Linked DNA regions of Homo sapiens: region 1 is linked to region 2. Evidence: chromatin contacts called from ENCODE Hi-C or POLR2A ChIA-PET data. All regions are on one chromosome and are shown on one strand. The core of a region is the stretch at or near the end of the contact, and the rest is flanking DNA. Distances in the headings are between cores, read along the strand shown.

Region 1 (3,569 bases), core at 734-3,233, 310 kb after region 2:
ATCAGGAGGAAGAGCGAGAGGAGGAAGAGGCTGCACACTTTTAAACAACCAAATCTCGTGAGAACTCACTATCGCGACAGCAGTTCCAAGGGGGATGGTACTAAACTGCCCCCATGATCCAATCACCTCCCACCGGGTCCTACCTCCAACATTGGGGATTACAATTTGACATGAGGTTTGGGCAGGGACACAGATCCAAACCATGTCAGAGACATACAATACGGGAATTTTTACACATTGCTGGTAAATAAATGGGCACATTCATTTTGGAGAGACACAAGCCCCAGTAGCCAAAAAATCCATTTGAGTTATCTATTCTAGAGAAAGTCATGCAAATGTGCCCCAAAAGACATACGGAAAGCTGTTCAGTGTAGCATTTTATCTCACTGTGAAAAAAATGAAACTAACCTCCCCTCAGTGGAAAATGGCTAAACTGTGGTTCATTCACACAATGGAATTCCACAAGACTGTTAAAATGACTAAATGTGCCTGCATCTATCAACACGGATAAATCTCAAAACCAACGCTCAGTGAAAAAAGAAAATTGCAAAAATATTTGTACAACGTGATATCATTTATATGTAGTTTTAAAACACAATTGTCTATATTGTTTATGCACATATACATATGTGTAAAAGCACAAATACACACATGAGCATAAGACGCATGTAAGATAATGGTTAAGAGCACAGACTGTGGAGCTCCCTCACCAGTTATATAACATTTGATAACTTTAATCCCGTGCCTCAGTTTCCTCATGTGTAAAATGGTTTTGATAATGAAAGTGCCTACCTTATTGGATCATGGGGAAGATTACATTAGAAAATGCATACAAAATGCTTAACTCAATACCTGGCTCATAGTAAATGTTCAATAAATATTATATTATACTATTGTTTAACAAACATCCACTCCAAAACTCATGGTGAAATTTGTCATTGTGATGGTATTGAGAAGTGGGAACTTTAAGAGGTAGTTAGGTTACTAAAGCTGTTATTGTGGGAATGGGTTCATTATCATGGGAATGGGTTTGCCAGCTCTTACAGTCTCTCTCTTTCTCTCTCTCTCTTTCTCTCACCCTTTCACCCTTCAGCCATGTTATGATGCTGCAAGAAGCCCATTGCCAGATGCTGGTGCCTTGACACTGGACTTCTCAGCCTCCAGAACTGTGAGCCAACAAATGTCTATTTGTTGTAAGAAATCTTACTAGATAAGGGCCGGGCGCGGTGGCTCACGCCTGTAATCCCAGCACTTTGGGAGGCCAAGGCGGGCGGATCACGAGGTCAGGAGATCGAGACCATCCTGGCTAACACGGTGAAACCCCGTCTCTACTAAAAATACAAAAAAATAGCCAGTCGTGGTGGCAGGCGCCTGTAGTCCCAGCTACTCGGGAGGCTGAGGCAGGAGAATGGGGTGAACCCGGGAGGCAGAGCTTGCAGTGAGCCGAGATCGCACCACTGCACTCCAGCCTGGGCAACAGAGCAAGACTCCGTCTCAAAAAAAAAACAAAAAACAAAACAAAACAAAAAACTTACTAGACAAATATTAGCTTATTAGTAAATAAATAATATGGTCAACTGTACAGGCAATCAAATATGAAAAAAGTAAAATAAAATTGAGTTACTACTTTTGGCAAAGCTTAATTTTGAAATAAGGGTACTTTGATAGGTAATATACTATGATAGGCAGCTTCTAAACGGCCGCAGTGATCCCATCTGTTGGTATTCATGCCCTTCCTTGTGTAATCCCCTTCCCTGGAATATGGGCCGGACGTAGTAACTTGCTCTGACAAATAGAATATGACAAATTGATGGAATATTACTTCCAAAATGAGGTTCTAAAAAGACTGGTGCTTCCTCCTCGGGCACTCTCTCTCATTCTGTTAATCTGAGGGAAGCCAGCTGCTATGCTGTGAGCTGCGCCGTGGAGAGGCCCACATGGCGAAGACCTGATAACATCTGGATGATAGCCAATGAGTGAGCTTGGAAGTAGATCCTCCCCCATGTGAACTGGGAGGTGATTACAGCCCTGGCAAGCAGCTGAACTTGCAGTCTCATGAGAGCTCCGGGCCAGAGACTCCCAGCCCAAATTCCTGACCTCCAGAAACCATGAGAAAATAAACGTTTATTGTTTTAGGCTGGCAAACTTCTAGGTAATTTTTTACGCAGCAATAGATAACCAATACACCCAACATAGGCCAGGGCGAAAGCTAACGCTGATGTGCATATGTACTGTTAGTAATAAGGTAAATTGGTGTAAGTTTCTGGAGAGCGGTTTTAAAAATATTCCTAAAGATAGTCACAATTATGTTTTGCCTGAAGGAAATAAATGAATAAATATTTAAGTATATCCATTAAAGTCTTAAACATAGTAAATATAATAGTGAATAACTGGTAATAATTTACCAGTTTGGGGGAATTGTTAAATTATAATATATCCATTTGATAAAATCTTAGGTGGATATTAAAATTCATGTCAAAAATCTAATTAATGATCTGTTGAAATGTTCATGACATAATGATAACAACATTAACAAAATAATAATAATTGAGGATGATCACAAATTTTGTTTTATTTATATTTAAAAATTTGTTAACCAACATAATAATAGTGTTGATCTGAGTGATGACATTATTAGGTGATTTACATTTTCTTGATTATATTTTTCTATAGGTTCCAATTTGTCTATAATAAATATATGTTTTTTAATCTGAAAAATCCTCAAATGTAAAACAATGGAATGTGGGCCAAGTATAATTCTTAAAATACATTTACTTTTTGCCTCTTTTTTTCTGGATCATGTTTTTCAAGTTCTCTCAAATTCCTAAATTCTTCTCTGAACTTTTCTTTCAGTCACTTCTTTACATCAAGTAGCTCTTCTTGTTCCTCTGTTCTTGGTTTTTTGTTTTGTTTTGTTTTGTTTTTTAGCATGGTCTATAGATAAAACTGAAGAGGGAAAAGACCAAATGTTTACTTACTTTAAAATCATATAAAAATCCCAAAAAGGTAATTTTTTGGCAAGAAGTAGGTTTGACCCTTTGCATAAAGTATTATTTTACTTTGGGAAATAAAGATTTAAATCACTTTGCATATAAATCTAAAATATACCTATGCATATCAGATTTTTTTAACCTGGAGTCCATGAACATCTAGGGGTTCACTTAATTTGAGGTATCCTCAAATTATGGTCTAGCTTTTTATTTCTTCTTTGTAATCCATCAGCCTTTGGTAAGGTCTTTTTGAACCCTCAGCTTTGTCTCAGCTGCGCCTTGGAGTCTCCCAGGAGGGCCCTTAGGCCACAGCTGGGGAAGCCTCCCATGGTGGGTGTGGAGGTAGCCGCAAGGGTCGATGAGAAGCCAAAGCTGAAGTGACTCTCAGGGGAACAGAGGGAGAACTTCTCAGCCTGGCTTCTCTGCCTCACCTGGGAGATTCTCTTTTTAGCGTTCACCTTGAAAATTCTGACTTTGTTTTATTAAGAAAGGTGATTTTTTTATGATGTACACATACTTTATAATGTCAAAGAATAAACATGTGTGGCTTGCCTCATCTGTTTAGTTTTTACCTGAAAC
Region 2 (3,802 bases), core at 680-3,179:
CAACCCTGATTTTTATTTTTCTTAGGGACAAGGTCTCGCTCTGTTGCCCAGGCTGGAGTGCAGTGGCACAGTCATAGCTCACTGCAGTGTCCAACTCCTGGGTTCAAATGATTCGTCCACTTCAGTCTCCCGAGTAGCTGGGACTACAGCCATGAGCCACCACACCCAACTAATTAAAATAAAAAAATTTATAGAGATGAGGCCTTGCTATGTTGCCCATGCTGGTCTCAAACTCCTGGCCTCAAGCAATCCTCTCACCTCGGCCTCCCAAAGTGCAGGGATTACAGCATGTGCCACTGCACCCAGCTCTACAATCCTGATTTTTAAAAGGAAATTTCAGAAGGTATAATTTACAAAGAACCTCTGTGCTACTGCCTTAAAAATCAGTAGCTGGGAAACAGCCAGCGTGGGTTGTGATGAGAAGTGGCCAAACCAAAAAGTGCGGATTCTTCTCATTTTAGTATCCGTGTAAACTTTATTGGACAAGGAGGGTGATAAAAACTGTGCATGTGAGATGGGGGTGCAGAATGAGGGTGGGAACTGGCAAACCCTGCTTACTTGTTTTCAAAGTAGGAACACAGCAACAATATTCCACTCCGGCCACCAGCCCCCCGCAGCAGTGCCAGATGCACAGGCTCTTCACCGGTACCTTATGAAGTGAATCAAGTTCCTCTTTCCCTGCCCTAGGTGTCCACAGGATGATGCTAGCTATATCAAAGCATCTGTAATTATTAAGCACCAGAATTCCAGAGCTACTTTTAAATTTAAACTTTTAACTTCTTTTTTAAAAAGGCAAAGCAAGCTCAGTATCTATTTCTAAGCCCCACAAATTCTGAAAATCAGAGCTAAATCAATGTCTATAAACAGAGAAAAATCAGGAAGCCTCTATACTGGGCAGTAAAATTATAGATTTTCATTTCTTGCTGCATATCTCAAGTTTTAAACTGTTCTAGAGAGAACATATGTAATTATTTTAACAAGGCACAATGCCTTTATGCTAAGCTAAAGCTTTAAAACCACACGTAAGTGCCCCCACAATTTCTCATATAATAGGAATTACTCATTTCTTACAGTTACTGCTAAGTTATACATGTCTTAACACTGCACTTGCCAACAACTCTTCATGGAGATGGCAGCGCTGCCGTGACACATCAGGTGCTCTGCCAGTAGAGAAGGAATGCCAGAACCTCACAGGAATCCCTTAGGAAAAGGGAGATTCCACTCATTCCCCAGCCTATGTGATTAGCTGAGGTGAAATATTAAGGTACCCTGACCTTCTAAATAGAAATCAAGTAGAAAGTTAACTTTTCTCAGCTGTAGTTCAGTCATTCTATATTTATATTTTGGCATGAATTAGACTGAAGAATCTTTTATATATTTTAAGAGTTTCACATTAATGAATCCAAGAACTTGTCTAAAATAAAACAAAGACCTAGAATCCCATAAATAACAAAAATGCTGACTCCAGCCAGGGCTTTATGTGGAAGGGCACACACTCCCTCTGCGGCAGTCAGCCCGGGGGGGTGGGGGAGGCCTTCCATCTCTTACATCTGGAAGCAGTAAATGGGGGGATCTTGTGTTTCACAATGTTCTTCTGCATATCTGCTGAATGCGGGAAACACTGAAGGGTGACTGACTTGGGTAGGGGAAAGCAAGCGACCACAGAGAAAACCAAAGAACAGGTGAGGAGTGGAAGCACCAGTGAGCATGCGGCCTCTTCATCTTCTCCACACCCTGCCTTTCTCACTAGGGAAGGCAGGGAGAGCAGGAGCACTAAGAATCTTCCTGAAAGGATCCTAAGGTTTCCTTACGCCATCCCTCCTATTAAGCCCTAATTGCCCGCATTCCAGTTTCATTTTCCTAACATGAGAGCACAGCCTCCAGTTTGCCCAAGTCACACACAACCACGGCGCTCAGCAGCCCAGCCAGACGCGCCTCTTGAGGGTTGTTTCTTCATGTCCTGCCCCGAATTCTGCAGCCGTGTTCTTCCGTCAAGTTCTTACTCCAGCCCTATTCTATTTGAAATCCCAAAGTCCCTTCCAACAGGCTAGGGATATGTTCTAAGCGTCAGATGTACCACGAGTGCATTCTTTTGGTAACATTTGTTTGAAAACTCTCATTCCTGCCAGAATCTAATCCCTGTGAGAACAGGGGTTCTGTGCTATATTTTTCCTTATGGAATCCTCCAGGCTGACCACAGTGCCTACCACAGCGTAGAAACTCAATGTCATTTCTAGAATGATCTTCCATGTGACGAGAGGTAGACACCCAACCGACACCCTCTCATCTGTCCCTGTGCCTATATTTTGCCCTGTACCTCTATTTACCACCATCAGTAATTTGGCACATTTCCATTTACAAAGTGCAGTTATAAACAAATATTTGATCTTGATGGCTATCACATTCAACAGGGCTCAGCTCATCTGGGGAAATGCGGAGAAAACGCACGAGGCAGGCTGGGCCCTCCACTCACCGCCACTTCCACTGACTGCATGGAGAGGTCGCATGGCGGCTTCAGGGGTTTGGGTCTCGTGGCGTACCAGAAGGTGGTGAGTGCTGCAAAAGCTCCGAAGCCCATAAGCGTGTTGGTCGGAAGAGTACGCACGTACTGTCGGAAGTCAACCAGCTCTGGCATTCGAAAATACCGGAACAGCTCATGGGCTTGCATTGTCCTGTGTTGATAGTTCTCTAAGCTGAATTCTGTTGGGAGAGAAAAATGTCACGTTCGTTCCAGGGAAGCAGGACCCCTCTCCAGAACTCCAAAATTCCACCGGCCAGCCATCTAATTGGGTAGCTGCTCGGCCAGTCCAGGCATTAAACCCACAATCTAATGATCCGGGGCTTTTCCTGGCTGTCAAGTGTCATTTTTCTAAAAACACTTTAGGATTTCATTTTCATTCTATTTCTCCATTACCTTGTATTGAAAAAACCCCATTCTCTTCCTTTCATTAACCATATTAAAAAGATTTTACTCAAGAAGAATTCTTCCCATAAAAACTCAAATAAGTAGATTTAAGTTTCTATTTTCTTCTTTGCTACTACGTCTCTGCTCTCGTCCATCCACCTAATCAAAAACACTCGACTCTCATTGTCAAGGCTAATGGGAATATGAGTGAAGGGGAAGTACAAGCCCAAACCACCTAAGGGCCATCAGTTTCTATTTCTTCCAACAGATCTCAGAACAAGTTCCCAAACTGGTTAAACACACCAATGTAAATTTCACCTTCTGTACTCCTCACACGACAACAGTGGCAATATAAATGCTGGGAAACCCATAGTTGGCTATCTGGTAAGATGAGTTTCTTTTACACTCCCCAAGACATTATAGCCAAAAGAAACAAACAGATAAATTGGTGTGCATAAACTTTAAACCAACCACCAGATATCTAAAGAGGGAATACAGCACAGTGTTGGAAAGAAAGTACAGAATAGTATTTGAGATCCTAGATGCAGCCGGACGCGGTGGCTCATGCCTGTAATCCCAGCACTTTGGGAAGCCGAGGCGGGTGGATCACCTGAGGTCAAGAGTTTGAGATCAGCCTGGCTAACACGGTGAAACTCCATCTCTTCAAAAAATACAAAAATTAGCCAGGTGTGGTGGTGGACACCTGTAATCCCAGCTACTCAGGAGGGTGAGGCAGGAGAATCGCCTGAATCCAGGAGGCAGAGGGTTGCAGTGAGCCGGGATCGTGCCACTGCACTCCAATCTGGGCAACAAAGTGAGACCCCGTCTCAAAAAAGAAAAAAAAAAAAAAAGACCCTAGATGCTAGAGCCAAATTCTGCCTCCCTGGCATATGAGCT

Evidence for each region. Hi-C counts contacts between places; a loop is a spot of excess contacts on that map. ChIA-PET counts read pairs that join two places held with the same protein, here RNA polymerase II (POLR2A). Pooled maps may share reads with other maps.
Region 1: a loop to region 2 is called in a map of cardiac septum, with 4 times the contacts of the local background. The contact joins two enhancer-like sites. A Hi-C loop is called at or near these places in 2 of 168 maps with a recorded cell type or tissue (Right ventricle myocardium inferior and cardiac septum), 3 of 37 single-sample maps with no recorded cell type and 5 of 50 pooled maps. POLR2A ChIA-PET finds 5 or more read pairs at or near these places in 2 of 52 experiments (PC-9 and activated T-cell).

The regions. Positions count from the first base shown.
Region 1 is chr4:185,114,153-185,117,721 of GRCh38, forward strand. No RefSeq gene overlaps it. Among named protein-coding and RNA genes, the nearest start is that of SLC25A4, 27 kb to the right of the region's middle. RefSeq lists an enhancer at 1,823-2,117. Within about 2 kb of position 1,984, at least 12 of the 41 ENCODE cell types and tissues checked have a DNase peak (open chromatin) inside an H3K27ac peak, as active enhancers do.
Region 2 is chr4:184,800,847-184,804,648 of GRCh38, forward strand. It overlaps ACSL1 (acyl-CoA synthetase long chain family member 1), which reads right to left. Exons shown (of 21, transcript NM_001995.5): 2 at 2,474-2,700. The coding sequence starts at 2,668. Among named protein-coding and RNA genes, the nearest start is that of ACSL1, 23 kb to the right of the region's middle. Within about 2 kb of position 1,930, at least 4 of the 41 ENCODE cell types and tissues checked have a DNase peak (open chromatin) inside an H3K27ac peak, as active enhancers do.